Regions from separate parts of the Mus musculus genome. Here regions 2, 3 and 4 are each linked to region 1. Evidence: chromatin loops called from intact Hi-C (ENCODE). Cell type or tissue: left cerebral cortex. All regions are shown on one strand. Region 1 has its middle 5.4 kb from the start of Gm41557. Region 2 overlaps Cpne5 (copine V). Region 3 holds the start of Cdkn1a (cyclin-dependent kinase inhibitor 1A (P21)). Region 4 has its middle 6.6 kb from the start of Gm41556.

Region 1 (5,000 bases):
GTACCAGGCCCTGCTGTGAGCACCACAGTGCCTGTCAGCGGGGGCAAGTGGCCGAGAAGGGAGGGGACCCTGGAGCCGTAGGACACCTGTGAAGCGACCTGGAAACGTCTTCCACAGGTCCTTGTGTATCCCAGGCACCCCTTAACTCTCTGTAGCTGGGAATGACCTTCTTATCCAAAAGTTAGGGTTGGGTCAGAGGCTGGCCTTGAACTCACGGCCATTCTCTGCAATGGGGTCACACTGCTGTGCATGGCAGAGCAGGTGTTCAGAGCAGGAGCTGGTATTGGAAACACCTCTGGTACCAATAGACCTTAAAGCCACAACACATACCTCTTCAGCCTTGTGTGTCATCCCATCCCAGTGCTGGCGTAGAGAACACAGGACCTCCTGTTTGTCAGGTAAGTACCCTACCATTGCACCTAACTCCTACCCACTTTTTGATGCCCATCTCCCAGAACCCTGCTCCCCTCCCTGCTTTGACCTCAGCAAGGCCAGTCTCATTCCATGCATCCCAGCACCTGGATAATGTTTTTGAGGTTATTGCCCAGTGACTCAAATAAAACGTCCTCCATCAGGAAAAATAGATGGAGGCTCACTGGCCGAAATAGCTGCGCCCAGAGTCACAGACCTCGGTTTTGGCTGGCATGAAAGCAAAAGCCTTTTCCACTCGGCCCTCTGGAAGCCCTCAGCTTCGTTTATTTTTGGATCACATCTCCAGAATATGTCAAAATAGCTTTCCCCACAAATGGTGATCGGCTCCTACCCCCAGATCCTCGAGCCAATCTGAGCCTCCCCGTGGCCCCTCCGGCACCACACTTGCGGAGTGCGGAGGAGGGAACACTGGCAAGAACATGTGTTTAAGCCGGGTGGTTCCTGCCAAGAGGCACTTTGCGCCCTCAGAACCGGGCTCCATAGAGCAGGCTTCTGTGATTTAGGTGAGCGCCAGGAAAGAGGACAACAGTCCAGCAGCTGGGGACAGTTGAGACAAATTGCAGGCGACAAGGATAGGAGCTAAGGCTGGTTTGGTCTCACAGAGAAATTGGATTCCTGTTTGTTCTTCCAAACTGGTGATTTAGAATTCCTGCCTGTGGTGGTAAGTCTGGAAATCAGCCTGGTCTGAGAGCCCCATCTCCAGGAGAAAGAAAGAGAAAACTAAAGAGTTCCATCTGGGTGGGAGGGATGGCTCAGTGGTTAAGAGCCGGTGCTTGCTTCTCTTGCACAGGACCAACATTCAGCTCTCGGCACCCACAGGGAGATTCACCACTGCCTGTAACTCCAGTCAACTCTAGGGCACCTGACTCCTCTCTTCTAGCCTCCTGGACTCACATGTGCACATAAACTCATACAAACACACTCACATATTAATTTTTTTCCGTATAGAATAGTGTTTATTTGGGCATGGGGAGGAGAGTTAAGAGGATATTAGAGACAAAAGCAGAGAAAGAGTAAGTAGAGGCTGGCCTTGAGCAGAGAGAGGGGCAAGAGGACAGAGGGAGAGCAAGAAGGCAAGAGAAAGCTGGCAAGATGGCTCAGCGGTTAAGAGGACTGACTGCTCTTCTTCTGAAGGTCCTGAGTTCAAATCCCAGCAACCACATGATGGCTCACAACCACCTGTAATGAGATCTGATGCCCTCTTCTGGTGTGTCTGAATACAGCTACAGTGTACTTATGTATAATAATAAATCTTTGGGCTAGAGCAAGCAAGGCCAATTGAAGTGAGCAGGGTTGGCTGGAGTGAGCAGAGGTCCTAAAAATTCAATTCCCAACAACCACTTGAAGGCTCACAACCGTCTGTACAGCTACATTGTACTCACATACATAAAATAAATTTAAAAAAAAAATCCCTGTCTAAAACCACAGGGCAAAATGTGCGAACTCGGGAGTGTAAAAACTTTTGTGTCACCTTGGCGAACCACATGACACCTTAAATTTAGTTTCCTTGTTGGACAGGCTAAGGTTTGAACTAGGCCCTGTGAGCTTCAAGTCTGAATATAGGTCAATGTGAGAAGATCCCTCCAGCTGCCAAGTTTGCATTTCACATGCTATTCTGGAACTCTGCCACTAGGGGGAACTATGAATACAGCTTAGCCTCTCAGCTGCCTCAAGAGGCAGAGACACCTTTCCATGATTTTGCTAAGCCAAACCAGCTGCTCTTGGAATGAGGAAAACCAAGGACTGCTCAGATTGCCACCAACTAGAACTGAGCCGTGAGCCCAGCAGAGTGAGCCGACGAGAGCTTCGTGTGCTAAGGTGCACCATCCTCTGTCGGCTGGTCTAGTCAGACATTCCCATGTCTGGGTTGCAGGAGACCTGAACCTGGGCCTGTTTATGTACGTACTTGGTCCTAAAGAAGCTGGCTCCTCCTTAATGTTTAGTCCTTCCCTGGGCAGTAAAGTCATTCTTTCTTTGGTAATTCGGAGTCACTCACATTAGCCAGGAAATAACTTCACTTGAGAAAACAGTTCAACGTGAGTATTTCTGTCTTTGTTTTGTATTTTTGAGACAGGGTCTCTCTGTATCCCTGGCTGTTCTGGAACTCTCTACAGACCAGACTGGCCTTGAACTCAGAGATCTGAGCGCTGGGATTAAAGGCATGTGTCACCGCTGCCCACTGTGTATTTAACACCAAACCAACCTCTGAGGCTGACCTTATTACACCCATTTCTGGATGATCAAACTGAGAATGTACCAAAGCCCTGTAGAGTAGATGGACAGATGGAACAATGAACCCAAGGCTGCTGGCTAGGAACGGATTTGGGGATTTCTTGCTGAGTTTAGCTCTGTTTCATTTGTTCCCGTCCTTGATACATAGAGGGGGAAGATGACCTTGCAGGTGGGGACATCCACCCTGCTCCTAAGTCCTCAGCCCCTCCCCAGAAGCCAGCCGCTGGGGCCAGGACACACGTGACCCTAATCAGTGTGTTTATTGGGTCAGAAGTATAATGGCCGAACTGCTGGGCTCTGCTCATTGAAATCACTTCCCTCTCCTCGAGGGTCTGGCTGGGCTCCATTAAGAGCTGTGCCCTGTGTACTCAGTAGAGGCAGAGGCAGTGCGGGGGAGGAGCCAAGCACATCTCTACTTCCTCATTAACTGACAGGGAAAGTGGCTGTCCAGGGTCAGCATACACATGTAAGAAGGAAGCCATCAAAGGAAGGGGAATCCACAGCCCACCATCGTTCTCAGCCATGTTTAATCCTGAAGGCTTTGCCTTTGTGGCTCCTTTTCCGGAAGCAGAGGGACAAGGGACTTGGTGAGCTCAGGTACTGGGTGGCTTCTGGTTCCAATGGATGCTCAATGCAGGGCTGCAAAATTCCCTTCCTCCCTGGTCTGCTTTGTCCCTCAGTCGCACTGGAAGTTTGTGTGTGTGTGTGCGTGTGTGTGTGCGCACGCGTGCGCGCATGTGCATGGAACCCAGAGCCTGGTACATACTAAGGAAGATCTGTGCCATGGAATTATACCTTTGATCCTATCTTTTCCCTACTAGGGAAAACCTAATGAAGGAAGATCCCAGAAGAGAGGGTGGAAAGACGTTAGGCCAGTGGCAGCTCCTGAGCCTGACACCTGAGCCTCACCTAAGCGCTGATGGAATTATCAGAGAACTGGAGATCAGGGCGGCTGTTCCTAGCCAAAGGTAGAAGAGGCAGGCCACCAAATGTGCCTGCTGAGCTGCTGGGAGTGGGAGGCAGAGCTAATAAACTCAGGGAAATCACGGCAGGCAGCTGAAGACTCCAGCAGGCACGCCAGGGCAGGGCCTCCGGGACTTCGGTTTGCACAGGAAGCCCGGCTCCTGGCATTCTGTGCACATTTCAGTTACCTCCGAAGCCAGGCAAGCAAACACGAATCGCGTGGCATGAAAATCAATTTAGAGCTTAAGAGGGGGAGAGGATGTTTCATCCTCAGTGGCTTCCCAGGCTGCCCAGCACATGAAACACTAGGAGAGAGACAGACAGCTAGGGCCTCGGGGCAGCAACAGCCTCTCCTGTTCCCCCCCCCCCCCCCCCCGTTTTTTAGATGCCCGAGGGAGAGGGTGCCAGGGTCTTTGGAGCCAGTCAGGGGAGGAGGAAGAGGAGGAGTTAAGGAATGGAATTGGACAAGAGGCTGTGCTCCCTGCTCCTCCTCCTCCCCCGAGGCTTGAGAGTGTGGGTCAAGAAGACCCTGGGAGGCTGGCAGGACAGGGAGGGGCTGAGTCTGCTTTGCAGCTTGAGACAAATGTGAGGAGTCAAGTCTCCTGTTTTCTAAGATGCTCAGACAAGGGGAGAGGTCTTAACATGGAGCGGGGAGTTCAGCAAGCCCCAAAGCAAGCCAGGCTGCCACAGGAGGGAGGAGGCTGTTTCCAAATGGAACTAGGAGCTGAGGTTGTAGCTAAGTGGCAGAGTGCTTGCTGGCATGGGCTAGGTCTTAGCTTCCAGCACCAGCACTATAAAGGGAGTTGGGGGGGGGGACCTTAGACCCAGGGCTGAGGCTGGGCAAAGCCAGGAGGATGATCATCGAGTCCAGGCTAATCGGGAAGAGGCGGAGTCTGAGGCACAGGCTGAGAGAAAAGGGCAGGGGCAGCCAAGCTAGCTCTTGTGGATCTTGTTAGCAGGGATGAGCACACAGAACTCATTGTGGGGTCAGAAACGGTGCATCTACGTGCTAATGAGGTGAAAGTCAAGGCACCCATCCTTCCTAGAAGAAGCTGAGGTAAAATGATTCATACTGAAAATCCCATTACTCAGGAGGCTGAGGCAGGAGGATAGCCTGTGAGTTCAGGGCCAGCTAGGGCTATGGTCCAATCAAGAATCAGGGCCAGTGCAGATCTAGACTGGGAATATAGCTCAGTTGGTAGACTGTTCGCTGAGTTTAATCCTCTGCAGTATCTAAAACCAAGTTTCTAATCTCAGCGCCCTAGAGGTGGAGTCAGGGCCATAGAGGGTTTGAGGCCAGCCTGGGCTACATAAGATTCTGTCTCCAAAAGGAACAAAAACAAACAAACAAACACCAACACTACCAACAACAA
Region 2 (5,000 bases), 69 kb after region 1:
GTACCACCATGGTCCAGAGGTGACCATGGAGTATACACCATGGTCAGTACCCTGGGAAGGGACCTGGAGGCCTCACCTGCACCCCCACCGGCCAGTCTCTCTCTAATATGGCTGTGAGATTCCAGCCCTGAGTGCCAAGGGCCTGGGACACTGACTCCTGGCCTTGTCTCCAGGATGTTCGGCTGTGTTTTGTGAGACCAGGGAACTGTTACCAGCGTAGCCCATTCACAGAGGTGTTAGGTGATCCCCGCCAGCTAGCTGGAAAGCGAGAATGCCTAACATCTGCCAGACACCGACCTAGGAGCCGAGCTGACGACAGCAGAGAGCAAAACCATCTCTGACCCGTGGAGGACATTTTGACAGACGGTAGGATTGTCTGAGGATGAAGAGAAGGTTGAGTGTGCCAGGCAGAGCCATGTCAGTGCCTACAGGGTGGCTGGGGACAGCACCCTCACAGAGGACATAACCATCCCAGTTTACAGAGGAACAGCCATCAGAGCTACACAGCCACTGCCTGCAGGATCTGGGGCACGGCCCTGGGCTACTGTAGAGTGATGCCCTTCCCTGCCCTCACCCCCTTCCCTGAGACTCTGAGTTCTTAGCCTTGCTGTGCTATATGGGACATTGGCTTTACGGGCCACCTGTCTCCTTCACCTAGAACATTCTCTTAGCTCTTGTAGTCACTGCCAGTCTGGCAAGGACCTGGGTAAAGGGACAGAGCTCAGGCCCGTGGGTCCCAAATCCCATCTGCTATGACTTGGGCTTGCAACAGATTTGTGGACTGTGACAACGGGCTTCTCACCAGGCCTTCCCATGAATCTGGGAGCCGTTCTTTCTCTTTCTTCCCAACCCAGGCTCAGGCTGGAGGTGCAGCCTCTGAGCTCAGCAGCTCCTCCCCAGGCTGCCTAGGGGAGACCTAACCGGACACAAAGGGGATCTCCCAGCCAGCCTCAGCAGCCAGTTCTTGTCCCCTGGGGAGCTTCTACCCACCGCCCCATCCACGCTGCACCCTGCACCTGCTGGTTCTGAATCAGCCAGGGTGTGAATCCTAAGCTTGAGACTGAAGAGGCCAGTGGTGGCTCTGCAGTTTGCTGGGGCTCCTGGAGGATTCTTCAGATGCGTCACAACCAAAATCCCAGACAAGGAAATGTCAGGCCTGGGGCTGGCGAGATGGCTCAGCGGTTAAGAGCACTGACTGCTCTTCCAGAGGTCCTGAGTTCAATTCCCAGCAACCACATGGGATCTGATACCCTCTTCTGGTATGTCTGAAGACAGCTACAGCGTACTCATATACATACATACAAATATTTTTTTTTAAAAAGAAAGAAGTCAGGCCCTTCAACTTTGAAATTTAATTTTAAAAAAATCTTACTTATTATATATATATATATATGAGTACACTGCAGCTGTCTTCAGACACACCAGAAGAATCAGTTCCCCCATTACAGATGGCTGTAAGCCACCATGTGGTTTCTGGGAATTGAACTCAGGACCTCTGGAAGAGCAGTCAGTGCTCTTAACCGCTGAGCCATCTCTCCAGTCCGAGATCTAGTTGTTGTTTTTTTATTAGTTGTGTTTAGCTATTGGTGGAGGAGGAAAGTGTGCCTTCTCTATGGCATACCATGTGGAGGCCGGAGGCCAGGGTTTAGGAGTCAGTTCTCTCCATCCACCCATGCGGATCCCAGGGGTCACACTCAGGTTGGCAGGCTTGGCCTCAGTGCCGTTATCCACAGGTGTCTCGCCAGGCACGCACTCAGTACCTCCGTCTGTGCTCTGGGTAGCAAGGCTTCCTGTTGCTAGGATGGTCCGTTTCACGAGAGTGTTAGGAGATCTCCACCAGCTTCGGGATTTCTCATTTGTTTGTTTTGGAATGGGGCCTCACTATGTAGCCTTGGCTGGCCAGGAACTGGACTTGTATGTAGATCAGGCTGGCCTTGAACTCAGAGACCTGCCTGCCTCTGCCCCCTTAGTGCTGGGATTAAAGACCTGTGACACCACAGCCCGACTTTAAGTAAAGTTTGTGTAAAAAGGCATTCATGCATGGTTAGATAATGTGGAAATCAAGAGGCATTTTCTAGACATTCCAACACAAGCGTGCGTGCACACACACACACACACACCATGAGCTATCCGAAGGGCCATACTAATCCCATCCTACAGTCAGGACTTGTGGCTCGGAGACATGATGTACCATCTCTAGGCCACGGGGCTCAGATCCAGTGTCCAAGCTGAAGCCACCAATGTCACACCTGGCCTCTTTCCAGTACCTTCAGAAACTGAGGTACAACTGGGGCAGTGGTGGCACACGCCTTTAATCCCAGCACTTGGGAGGCAGAGGCAGGTGGATCTCTGAGTTCAAGGCCAGCCTGGACTACAGAGTGAGTTCTAGGACAGCCAGGCAGGGCTATACAGAGAAACCCTGTCTCGAAAAACAAAAACAAAAACAAAAAAAAAGGAAGAAAGAAGTGTAGGCACATGATATTTCTTCTTTCATTTTAATAGTCTGGCTCAAGGAACCACAGGGTTTGCCTTTATAAAATAAGAACACCAAGGATGCCTTTAAAGCACGCTTCTGTATCTGCTTCATATTGTTCCATTTACAGAAAGCTAGCCCATGCATGCACAACCTTCTGGACATCCCAGGGTTCTATTCTGGAACTTTCTTCTGCTCCATTCTGTACACACACACACACACACACCTGGAGATACTCATCTGAAAGGAGACAGCGCCCCCTTCTGGGATCCACACAACTCCCAAGCCAACTCCTGGCAGAGCCGAGATGGACCACACCACGGTGGGATAAATAGATGCTAACAGAAGAGAAGCCAGTTCAGACTGCTTTCTGCATCCCATGTGGACCTCAAGACCAGAAACCCACACTTCCTGGGCCTCTTCCACCTTCCACCTTCCTAGACCCCTGGTACTGCCTGGCAGCTTCCCCATCCCTGGGCATCCCAGAGGACAGCAGACAGCACCAAGGGTTAACCGGCAACCCTCCACCTCCCTCCTCCTGCTTCTGGTCCTCTAGCCTGTTGCCATGGGAACAAGGCTAAAAATAAGATGGGCTCTCGAAGCCCAGCCCCATGCTTAGGAGTCAAAACAAACTAATTAAAGCAGCCTGGGTTAGAATGTGAAGAAAATCCCACCCTTTCTCAGAGGCCAGTCTTGGGGATGGAAAAGCTCAGCAGGCCACCCCAAGTCAGGGTCCAGGGGTGCTTTCTTAGCCTGCAGGGCTGGAGCTGGCGTTTCACCAGTCATACCCAGACTCAGGGTCCTTCCTGCCAGTCGTGTGCTTCCCCATAGAAGCGCCCCTGCTTTATTGTGAGATCTGCCTGTCATGGTCCTGCCACAGGTAAATGTGTGGCTTCTTGCTGAGGCTTCCACTCCATCTAGGGAAGCTAAGATGGTAGGATGAACAGAGGCCCCGGGGCTGCTTCAGCCAAATCCTTGAAATCTCAACATGTCCTGCCATGGCTCTGGGGTGGCCTCTGCCCCTAAGACCTTAAAAGGTCTTAAGATAGAATTTCTTTGCACACAGGCTTGAAATGTTTGCATGGCATCCTTCCTGGTCCGGGGACAGGAGGCCTGTCCTCGGGTCCATCCTACCCAGAATTCTTTGCTGTTTGTTTTCCAGGACCATCAAGGTGGAGGTGTATGACTGGGATCGTGACGGCAGGTAAGGGCAGGAGGGTGAGAGAGAGGTGAGCGGATGTAGGCAACCACGGGAAACTAGGCAGGCCCATCTGGGAATGAGGGGCTGGGTTCCATGCCGGTTGGTCTGCTGTTGTAGTAGCTTAGATCCTTGGAGGTCCTGCAGGACAGTATGCTGAGAGCCCTCCTCTCCCCAACATAGCTGCCAGTAGCCAGCCAGTGCCCACACTCTCCTCAACTACAGAGCTGGGAATGCTCTGAAATGCCCATTATAGGACACTGAGCATTACAGACACCTCCATTCTCTGTGGGAAGCCTTGGGCAAAGCCCAGTAGGAAGACCAGACTGTAGAGGAAGAGACACCCACAGTTCAGCAGAGGCTCACCATAAACACAGAGAATAGACCTAGGTCTGTAGGGACAGCTGCAGCGAGGAGTTCTGAGGCTCAGCAAAGACAAGGCATTGCCTGAGGAGGGCTAGGTCAGGCCTGCCCGAGGGTGACTTCTGCTTGGGAGCTATGGGAGGCAGTTCTCAGTACCCCATGAGGAGGAAATGTGGCTGACAGTTTCTAGGCAGAACAGTAGCATATCTCTCTAAGCACCAATCTGGATCCTTTCCTGTCTCCTACTTGCTGGCTGAAGCAAATCCAGACATATCCTGGCTTAAGGGTGGTCACAGTTGGCATCTCCCGGGCCTGATGTGGACGAGGGTGGCGCTCTTATTATAAAAGGCTCTGTGCCAGTATAGCTGAGCCAAGCCCAAGCCATGGAAGGTTCCCCAGAGCCCACCCTGCCTCTGTTAAACTTTACCGCCACCATCCCTATCCCTTCCATCCAGGTCAGCTCCACCATGCCTCTAACCCACTCTGCCTCCTCCTCTCCTAGCGGTTCCTTACAAACCTCTTTCACCTGAGAGTTTTCTCTTCTCTGGCAACTTGGGACACCCGCCAGGTGCCACAGGGTCCAATGAATAAGTTACCATCCCCAGAAGAACTCAGTCGACACAGTGTGGGGCTGCAAGTGTGCTCAGTGGTTAGAGCTCCCGCCTACCATTTGGGAGATCCCGGGTTCCGTCCTGTACTGACAATAGATAAGTTCCCAGCGTTGGCACATGGCTCAGCGGGCAAAGGTGCGTTCAGCACAAGCCAGGCAACCTGAGTTCAACCCTGGGAACCCACAGAGAAGGTGGGCAGAGAGAACGTACTCCGTAAAGTTGTCTTGTGACCTCCATACACACACACACACACACACACACACACACACACACACACACACACACCAATAATTCCCCCTCCACCCAAACCAAAGTGTTTATACATATGAAAGTTTCACAATGAAATCCATTACTT
Region 3 (5,000 bases), 150 kb after region 1:
AGAGACAACGGCACACTTTGCTCCTGTGCGGAACAGGTCGGACATCACCAGGATTGGACATGGTGCCTGTGGCTGAAACACAAGAAGGACCCGGGTCACTATGGAAACTACCCCATCACAGTCTTCAGGCTCCCTCTGGTCCTTGCAGGTGCTTTTCCACCACACCATGAGACTAAGGTGGGTGTTGAGTTCAGCCAGCCCTGCACCCCAAGGTCACGGGTGATGTCCACAGAAGTAGGAGTCACCGTCCTGTTTACCCCAGGAATTCTATTAGCCAAAATCAATGTGCTAACGTGTTCTTCATGGGTGTGAACATCCCAAATACGTGTGAATTGCTAGGTCCAGTGGTCTCCCTACCCTGCTGTCTTGGTGATTAACTCCATCAGGCCAATCAAAAGTACCCTGGACAGCCGGGCGTGGTGGCACACGCCTTTAATCCCAGCACTCGGGAGGCAGAGGCAGGCGGATTTCTGAGTTCGAGGCCAGCCTGGTCTACAAAGTGAGTTCCAGGACAGCCAGGGCTATACAGAGACATCCTGTCTCAAAAAAAAAAAAAAAAAAAAAAAAAAAAAAAAAAAAAAGTGCCCTGGACTTTGGGATACTACACATAAACTGTATAGCATTAGTGCTGCTACTTGGCACCAGTTTTAAAAAGTGACTCCATGTCTCCAGCCTCTGTTTCTTAGCCAGTGTGGTTGTGGCAGCATACTCGCGAGGCTGGCATGGTGGCTGGGAGAGAGGCGCGAGAATGCCGGAGCTAGACTGCCCAGATCAGAATCAAGGCTTTGCTGGGTGACCCCGAATAAGTACCCTAACATCTCTGGGCTCCCTATTTGAGAATGAACTAAGTTAACATAGGCAATCCTGAGAAACAGAAGCCATGAGCGTGCCTCTCTGCCCCTAATTCTGACAGAGCCTCCTCCCTGCCCCTCCCTCCCTCCCACTGTCACTGACAGGTGCTCCAGGCTGGAGGCCTTTCCAAAGGACGCTGGCAGGCAGTAGCCTGGGAGGAGGCAGCAGCCTGGGAGGAGGCAGTAGCCTGGGAGGAGGCAGCAGCCTGGGGGGAGGCAGTAGCCTGGGGGGAGGCAGCAGCCTGGGGGGAGGCAGTAGCCTGGGGGAGAGGAGAGTCTGAAGGGGTGGAGCGGGGTTAAGGCTCTCTCCCAGGCTGAGCCACATCCTGCCAGGCAGATCAGGTAATCTGGAGTCTAGACACCTCCCAGCCCCAGACGTGCCTATAGCCTGTGCCCAAGGAACCCGTTTTACAGGCACTGAAAAAAAAAAAAAAGTTAAAGGTGTTGGTTTACCTGGCTCCTCTCCAGGAAAGAGGGATACCTGAGTGGCCCATCCTGACTCCAAGACTAGGGGATGCAGCTTCTAAGGAGGGCCTTTGAGCTTGCAAGGTGAGCCCCAGTGGCTTCCTGAGGCAAGACCCCCTGGGCTCTTACCACATACACTACCACACACATACACACGCCCAGCTCCTTAAGACCTCAGGGTGAGTTTGCCCACAGCTGGAAGAGAGAAGGGGGTACCCAGACTATGATTCAAGGTAGGAAGCCAGAAGAGATGAAGCGTCTGGGGCCCCGATGGTAAAGCCTGGGCCTTGTGCTAAGCAAGGAGCTCTCTATAAAACTGGGTGTGGCGGCACACACCTGTAATCGCTGGAGGCAGAGGTAGGGAAAGAAGTTCAGGGTCTACCTTGGCTACTACATAGGGAACGTGGCCAGCATTGTGGCTTCCATAAATAAGTAAAACAGCCAATTCCCAAAACACAGCACTCGGGAGGCAGAGGCAAAATGTCTGTGAGTTGAAGGCCATCCTGGTGTGCATAGTGAGAGCCTGGCTAAACACCAACCAACCGAAACACAGGTCTAACAAGGATTCCCACTGCCCGCAAAAGGATTCTCAAGGTGCAGACCTCAGAGGCCTAAAGGACCTCAGATGGCCTCTGCCTACAGGTAGAGCTTGGGGCCTATTCACATCCTTTAGTACAACTCAGTCATCCTCCTGCCTCTGCCTCTAGTGTGCTGGGATTGCAGTTGTAAGCCACCAAAAGCTATCGTTAATAGATGGCAATATCACATTCTTTTACGGCAGAGCTAATCCAGGTTCAGAATGTGTGTCCAAAGGCACAGGGCTCACAAGCGGGGTTTGAATTCAGACCCTTTTGGTCTAGTATTGATCATTCTCTCGTCTTCTCACCTTGAGGGGCATGACCAGAGGACTCCATTAAAATCAGCTGGAAAAGCTTTTTTATTAAATATAGACTGAGCTCCATGTTATGGGGAGAGTCTTTAATCCCAGCACTCCACCAGAGGCACGTGATCCTTATGAGTTCCAGGCCACTGGGCCAGCCTGTCTATATAGTACTGGTAGCTGGGGCCATTTTGTAAGCTTGTCTCTCTGTCTCTGTCTCTCTTTCACACACACACAGAGACAGAGAGAGAGATCTATATAGATATAGAAATATAGATTGGCTCATTTCCCCAGACAAACTGAGCCGAAAAACAAGTTTGGTGCCCTTCCCCAGACGGTAGCTCACAGGGGCCAGAGGAAGGAAGGGAAGACACCAATGGACTCGGCTAAGGCTGGATAGTCCCCAGTTTTTCATAGCTGAAGATAAGACCAGGAACCCAAGAGGGGCACGATCTCCACCTTGTCTCTCAAGGGCCACGCCTCCCTAATAGTCCGCTAGCACACCCTGCTAAAATCACTTGTATCTGGCCATCAGGCATATTTTAATTCCCTTTAAGCCGCGGTGGGGGTGGCAGAAGCCCGTGGTGCCACCCGCGCCTAGCCGGCCTTGCAGTCCTCACTGATGCCGGTAGGGGGCGCTGTGCACTCAGGAAATGGCGCTCGGTAGGCGGCGCGTAGGCCGAGCAAGGAGTGGTGAGTCAGTTTCCTGCCCGGCGCTGCCCGCCCGCCAAAACTGCTTGGGCACCGGAGCTGCGCGTCACCCTGGGGTGGAGAGAGGAGAGGAAAGGAGGGGGACCCCGGGCCACAAAACACGTCACGATGAGCCCAGGCTTCCTAAATTCCCGCCTATGTTGGGAAACCAGACTGAGCGCGCGCGCGCGCACGCATACACACACACACACACACGCACGTACACAGACACACACACACACACACATACGCACGCACGCACACACGCACGCACGGACACTCGAGAGCAAAGAAAGTGCTCTTAGCTCTGGCCCCCTCCACCTTGATCTCCACGCCCAAAGCACGCGATGAGTCAGATCCCTGGAAAATAAAAATAGATGAGGGCGAGGACAACAAAAAACCGCCTGAGTGTCCTCTCTGAAACGCGACGTAGGGGACAGAGGAAGCTGCCAGCGCGCCCCCAAATGCCAAACCCAAGCCCAAAGTATTTCCCGCACGACCAGGGTGCAAGTGTAGCCCTTGTCCCCGGAGGTTCCGAGTGGAATGGATGTGCCCTAGTGGGCGCACTCAGCCTGGTCACCTTCCTACACTGGGTGTGGACTGGGTCGAGGGCCCCAGCCCCGGGGCGTCTGATGTACGGCACCCGTAAGCCTCACTCCGCGAGGATACCGGCCGCTCTACAGTGCGGGCTCCTCTCGCGCCCCACGGTCACTGGTCCGGGTCGTGGTGGGCGCGGTGGGTGGGACCCTTTGCGCTTCCCGGGCTGGCAGGGTGGACAGGACCCGCCCAGACTCCCTGTCCCCGAGGGCGCGCCGCCGAGCGGGGACCGGACACCGCGTCCTGGACCTCCCCGTGTCCCGGGTTCCCTGGGAACATACTGTGCCCGCCAAATAGGTCACTGTGCCGCGCGGGGGAGGGGACGGGGCAGGAACGAGGCTGTACCCGGGCAGGGAAAGGGGCTTCTGGGCTGCCACTGACCCATCCCCAGTTGTGGCGCGATTCTGGTCTCAATCCAGTGCCCGGGGTCTCCTTGTCACAATGAGTCACCTCCTCGCCTGTCCTCTAGGACGTGCCCAGGCACGATCCCGAGGGCGGAGGACACAGCTCGCGCTGACCTCAGAGCCCAGTGGGGTGGTGGCTACCGCGAAACAGGGCACTTGGTTCACAAGGACCGGGGATCCGGCGGCACCCATGGGATCGGAGAACCGCTCTGCGCTAAGCTCTAGATAGACTCGCCGAAGCTTGTCACAACCGCCACCCAGGACCCATCTCGGGGCACCGTGAGCTTCATTCTCACGCTTTGGGCGAGCCGCACCTGGAATCCCTAGAAACATTGGCAACCAGAAGCGAGCTCCCGGTAGCCGATCCCCGCCAGCCATCGCTCGGACCCGGTCTCCAAGGACTGGAAGAGTGGCTGCCATCCGTGGTCCTGGAGTTCAGACTCTGTATGCCGAGTCCGCGACATAGCCTGACCCTCGTCACACTCCAACAAACGAAGCCTTCAGCCACCACGGACGCTCAGACCCACACCCGTCATCCACCTGCCGCGGACACACCTGTGACTCTGGCGGGCACGCACAAATACACATATACACACACAGGTGATCCACTCATCACCACACACACACACACACACACACACACACACTTCTGGGGACACCCACTGGGCTCAGCGCATTGCTACGGGGAAGAACTATTGTTCCCTGCCACGAAGCTCTCACCTCTGAATGTCTGGATATCGCTGTGGATCTGCGCCTGACTCCAATTCCCCTAGACTCTGACACCGCGGCGGCTCACACCTCTCGGCTGCTGCAGTTGGCGTCGAGCTGCCTCCTTATAGCGTCGGCCCAGGCCCCGCCCCCTCAGAGGCAGGACCAACCCACTCCTTCACCGATCCCGGGGACTCGCTGGCCCGCCCTCCCCTCTGGGAATCTAAGCCCGCGCCAGACAGCTAGAACCGGCGCGCGTTAAGAGGGCGCGCCCTCCCCTCCCCCACACCTGGGCTATTCTCTTGTCACGCAGCGCACCAGCAGAGCCACATACATCTATGAACAACAGTACAGTTAGAGCTGAGTGAGTGTTTATGGGTCTGTCCCTGACCAACTGTGGGAAGG
Region 4 (5,000 bases), 200 kb after region 1:
TCAAACTCAGGTCATCAAGCTTGGTGGCAAGTGCCTTTCCTCACTGAGCCCTCTCACCAGCCCATCTCTTCCCATTTCACAGTCCCACTGAAGGATTCCATCTCACTCACCGACTTCAGTGGCTGGAATGTACACGGCATATAAAAGATGCTGAATAAACACGCTGAATTTCTCCATTCTATGATCTGTTCAGGGCAACTGCTCTCCTAACACACCTAGGCATCCAACATACACACGCACACACATACTCACATACACTCATACACACTGTCACATACACATACATACATTCACATGTACGTACATGTACACACATACACACTCCTACACAAATATACACACATACATAAATACACATATTCACATACACACATTCACACATGTATACACTCACACTTATATGCACACTCACATACACATTCATATACACACATACAGTCATACACACATATACATACTCATTCACATACACGTGTATGTATGTACTTTTACATATACATACATACACATACATACATATACACATTCACACATATACACATACACACACTCACACAAATATGCACATATACATACATACATTCCCATATACTCACACTTACCTATTCACATACACACATTCCCATATATGTGAATACATACACACACACATTCACACTCACACATTCACACAACCACATAAACACATGTATATACACCCACACACATTCACACACTCACATCAACACACACATACATACATACATGCACACACACACACATAAATACACACACTCACACACACACACACTCTCCTCTCTTAAAGGGCCAGGTTCCTTCAGAGCTTTCAATTCTAACTCCCTCCTCCACCCCCTCCCTGCTTCCTGGGCTTCAGGACCAGCTCTAGCTCTGAGACACACATTAGCTTGTGATGGGAATTTTAATGCTTTCTCAGCTTCCTCTCTGACTTGGCACTTTGTGCCCACCACCTCCGAGGGGCAGCCCGGGTGAAGAGGTTCTCCAGCCACCCAAATGCCCTCTTCTTGTGTGGTTTTGATGTTTGGAAAGGGCTTCCCAGGTGAAGCCATCAGAATAACTAGACACAACAAGACGTGTGGTCTCGAAGTCACTTTCCGGGCTCCGTGACTGTGAGATGAAAGGCAGGCAAGTGTCTGCCCAGGAAATCCGAGCCGGGCAGTTCGGGGTAACAGGCGGCTTCCCGCCCTGGCTGGGGGACAGCTGCCTACAACCCGGCTGTTGACACACTAAAAAAAGAAATTCCATGGTGACCAGTAGACTCTAGCCAGCACCTGATGGAAGGCGGTAGTTTGAAAATAATCCCTAATGACACCCAAGCCTCCCCGGCCCCGTTCCCAACAAAAGGAGAAACTGGAGAAACTCCTCGAGATGGAGTTTTTTTAAGAGAACTGGGGTGCTCAGCTGCCAGAAGCCCTGGCAGAAGCTGGCTAGGGTTGGTCTCCAAGGTCACCACAATGGCAGCCCCTCAGGCTGGCTGGTGCTTTCAGACACCCACACCCTGGGATAGCCAGGGTTTGTGCTAGCCAGAGGGCAGTGGTCCCTGGAAGGCTGGGGTGGCAGAGGACTGAAAAATAACAGCTATAGCTAGCAGTGCTGTTGCCGGGCTCTGTGTGGGCTCCTCTCCCAGTCTCTCTCGTCCACAATGCCTCATGAGCACCGGTCCCTTCGTAGGACGCTTCTGAGTGTGTTAAAGCAGAGTCTTCTCCAGTCTATATGCAGGGTCTATAAAGGTGACCACAGCCTTCTACCATAAGACAGGTGGAGAAGCTGAGCCTGGGAGGGTCGTTTCTCCTGCCCACTGTATAAGAGATGATCAGGCTGTTTGAGCACTCAGTGTTGCTCCATCCCAGATCTAGGAGCTTCATGGAACTTAGCATGGGCTCTTTCTTTCCCCTGGACTCCAAGTGTAGGACCCCACCTCCTCTTCCTAAATACCTCTGGCGCCCAGCACTCTTATCTGCATGGACTTTGCCCTCTGCCCTTGTGGACCCAGCAGAAGGACTCGCTGATAAGGGGCCATTGCCCAGGTTTATAGTTTCCTCCCGCCTCTCTGGCGACACCTGAGCCTGCTGATCCCCACCCTCCACCCCACAGTCATCCAGTGGCCATCATCCACATTCAATGATAGGGGCACATCCCGTATAGCCAGTCGCCCACATAGTCTCACACACAGTTACATCACTTTTACCCAGACTTAGTCACAAGGGTACACCTCACACACTGCCAGCTACAGAAACAGTCACACATTACACTATGGCTTTACACACACGCCTATAGTCACACCTTACCTGCATGTACTCAAGAGGACATGCGTGCGTGTTCAAGCATGCACACAAGTGAGCACACGCACTCGAGCACCCACACACACATACACATAAACGTCTCTATGATAGTGAATGGGAGGGGCCAACAAGTATAGAGAAAGATTCACCTTCTAGGGCAAAAGATGACTTAGGGAGATAAGACCCTTGCCTCTTTTGCTTTGAAAACCTGATGGCCAGAGTTCAATCCCCAAAACCCACACCAGGTGAAGAGAACCACCTCCACGCCTCACACTTAAGGCCACTTAGCTGCACGGGCAAGCATGAGTGCATGCACATGCACACACTCACACACACAATCAGTACAAGTAGACAGATCTTTGTGACTTCACAGCCAGCCTGGCCTACATAGCAAGACCCAGGACAACCAGGGCTATATAGAGAGCTCTCAAATTTAAAAAAAAAAAAAAAAAAAAAAGAGAAAAACGTTTAAGGTTATTCTTAGTTTATAGACCCTCTTTCAAATAAAATATAGAACAAACGAAACATAATAAAATGGAATAGCTGTTTTTGAAGGCCTTTTTGGGATCCCTTGCTTGTCTGGAACTGTTAGCTGCTGCCACCTTGTGATCTGAGGCGGAACTACAGACTCTGTGCCCAGGGCGGGGCGGTGGCCAGCTGGTTAGACAGGCTCCTACTCCCCACACCCCCCACCACCATATGCCACCAAGACCCGTGACTGCCGTTTTATAGGTACATTCCATTGGCATAGGAAACAGCAGTGGAACCTTGGAAATCAGCGTTTGGCTGGTGCCCATAATGACCCAGGCCACTGTCATCAGTTACAGTGATGGTTGGTGGCAATGTCCTGGCATCCTGATGGGTTTCGTGAACTAACAGTGATGAAGACCCCAAAGTAGTGACTGTGACCTCTACTCTCCAAGCCACCCTTAACATCTTCTGTCAGGTCTTGGAGGTTGGCCCGGGGCACGAATCCTGGCACTGACAGGAGTGGGTGTGTCTAATGATCCCCGTCCTCCCAGAAAGCTCTTCTGAGCCCCACACTGTGGTGAGGCACCTACTATGTATCACTGTTGAGCCCAGAGCCATCCTGCTTCCTTTCCCTGTTGGTCTTATTCGTCTGGGTGTTTTATGTATGGCATGCATCATGTATGCCCCTAGAGGCTAAGAAGAGGGCTGTGAGCTGCAGAGTGGGTCCTGGGAATTGAACCTGGGTCCTCTGGAAGAGCAGCCAATGCTCTTAACCCCTGAGCCATCTCTGATTGTGCTCGTATTTTATGATTATTTTCTAAAGATTTATTTAATGTGAGTACACTGTCACTCTGTTCAGACGCACCAGAAGAAGGCATACAGATGGTTGTGAGCCACCATGTGGTTGCTGGGAATTGAACTCAGGGCCTCTGGAAGAGCAGTCAGTACTCTTAACCACTGAGCCATTTCTCCAGCCCCCAAATTTTATTATTAACTTTTTAATACTAAGTGGGTGACTTAATTCTATCACCAGGCAGTGGTTTCTATTTTCACCTCCTGTTTTGCATATTTTTTTGTCTCTTCCAGGAGGTCCCTGTGATCCCCTGCCTCATGGGCAGCCATTAAGGTAGACCCTTTGTGTGCATGTTGTCATGCCCTGTGTTTTGTAGGCATGAATTGCCATACAGCACTCTTCCCTGCCCTGTAGGCTGGCCTTACATTCCCTACATAGCTAAGAACGCTTATTGAGATTATTAAGATTTATCTTGTGTGTGTGTCCCTCAAAGGCCATAAGAGGGCATCAGACCCCTGAAGTTAGTTACAAAGCAGTTGTGAACCTCCTGACATGGGTGCTGGGAGCTGAACTCAGGTCCTTTTCAAGAGCAAGAAGCATTCTTAACCACCGAGCCATCTCTCTGCTTTCCTTTGTTTCCTCTCCTCTCTCCCTTTCTCTATGTAACCCTGGCTATCCTGGGACTCTCTAGATCTGTCTGCCTCTGCCACTGAGTGCTGGGATTAAAGGTGTGCAACCACTACCATCTTTCTTGTTTGCTTTTTTAAAACACCTTGCACTTCTGACCCCATTGCTTCTAACTCCCAAGCACTGGTATTATAAGTATGTACCATCATGCCTGGTCTCATGTGATGCCAGGGATGATACCTAAGGCCTCATGCATGCTAAGCAAGCACTCTACCAAGCCACGTTGGTAGAGCACCTTGAATGCTAATGTGTTAGGAACTGGGTCATCTCATAGTCTAGAAGGTGGTAATTTGCTGGCTCTGTTTTAATATTGGAAGTAACTATGTTTTGTGGCTGACCTGTATTCCCTAGGCCATACACACTCAAGGTGATGGGCCTCAGGTACCCTGAGTTGGTGGCTGCTCAGCTCAGCCCCACCAGGCTTGTCAGGATTAACTAGTCTTCACCTCCTGATTCCTGTGCTGGTAAGAAAGGGTTAAACAAAAAACCTTCTACCTCAAATTATCCTTGACACTCAAAACCATCTCTGAATGGTGGCAAGGTGGCACAAGCTGTAATCTCTGCAAGCAGGAAGCTCTAGTAGAAGAGCCTGTAGTTCAAAAGACCACTTGGACTACATTAACTAGACCCCGTCTCAAAGAAAGATTCAAAGTAAATAAATAACCAGACATGGCCTATATATCTAGACTCTCAGTCAGGAGACAATGGCAGAAGGCTCACTGTCAAGTTCAAGGTTTACATAAAGTCAA

The links. Hi-C counts contacts between places; a loop is a spot of excess contacts. Peaks named below come from ENCODE experiments on the same cell type or tissue, not always from the same donor. Only the 100,000 strongest peaks of a DNase experiment are listed, where the experiment ranks them.
Region 2: a loop joins it to region 1, with 7 times the contacts of the local background. A loop is called at or near these places in 39 of 42 quality-filtered maps.
Region 3: a loop joins it to region 1, with 3.0 times the contacts of the local background. A loop is called at or near these places in 5 of 42 quality-filtered maps.
Region 4: it touches region 1 in a loop (5-fold over the local background); 34 of 42 quality-filtered maps call a loop at or near these places.

What each region holds. Positions count from the first base shown.
Region 1 is chr17:29,243,917-29,248,916 of GRCm38, reverse strand. No RefSeq gene overlaps it. Among named protein-coding and RNA genes, the nearest start is that of Gm41557, 5.4 kb to the right of the region's middle. In left cerebral cortex, a CTCF peak has its summit at 2,065 (motif pointing right); DNase peaks (open chromatin) are centred at 1,714, 1,741, 2,100, 2,995 and 1 more place; H3K27ac peaks cover 1,697 bases.
Region 2 is chr17:29,174,839-29,179,838 of GRCm38, reverse strand. It overlaps Cpne5 (copine V), which reads left to right. Exons shown (of 21, transcript NM_153166.2): 11 at 3,636-3,677. Among named protein-coding and RNA genes, the nearest start is that of Cpne5, 60 kb to the left of the region's middle. In left cerebral cortex, a CTCF peak has its summit at 2,742 (motif pointing left); DNase peaks (open chromatin) are centred at 2,764, 3,010, 3,306 and 3,969; H3K27ac peaks cover 1,790 bases.
Region 3 is chr17:29,093,469-29,098,468 of GRCm38, reverse strand. Cdkn1a (cyclin-dependent kinase inhibitor 1A (P21)) reads right to left here and starts at 4,700. Exons shown (of 3, transcript NM_007669.5): 1 at 4,608-4,700; 2 at 1-72. The coding sequence starts at 61. In left cerebral cortex, CTCF peaks have their summits at 2,812 (motif pointing right) and 3,461; DNase peaks (open chromatin) are centred at 2,950, 3,815, 4,015 and 4,736; H3K4me3 peaks cover 2,533 bases; H3K27ac peaks cover 1,873 bases.
Region 4 is chr17:29,047,251-29,052,250 of GRCm38, reverse strand. No RefSeq gene overlaps it. Among named protein-coding and RNA genes, the nearest start is that of Gm41556, 6.6 kb to the left of the region's middle. In left cerebral cortex, CTCF peaks have their summits at 2,903 (motif pointing left) and 4,064 (motif pointing right); DNase peaks (open chromatin) are centred at 1,363 and 2,943.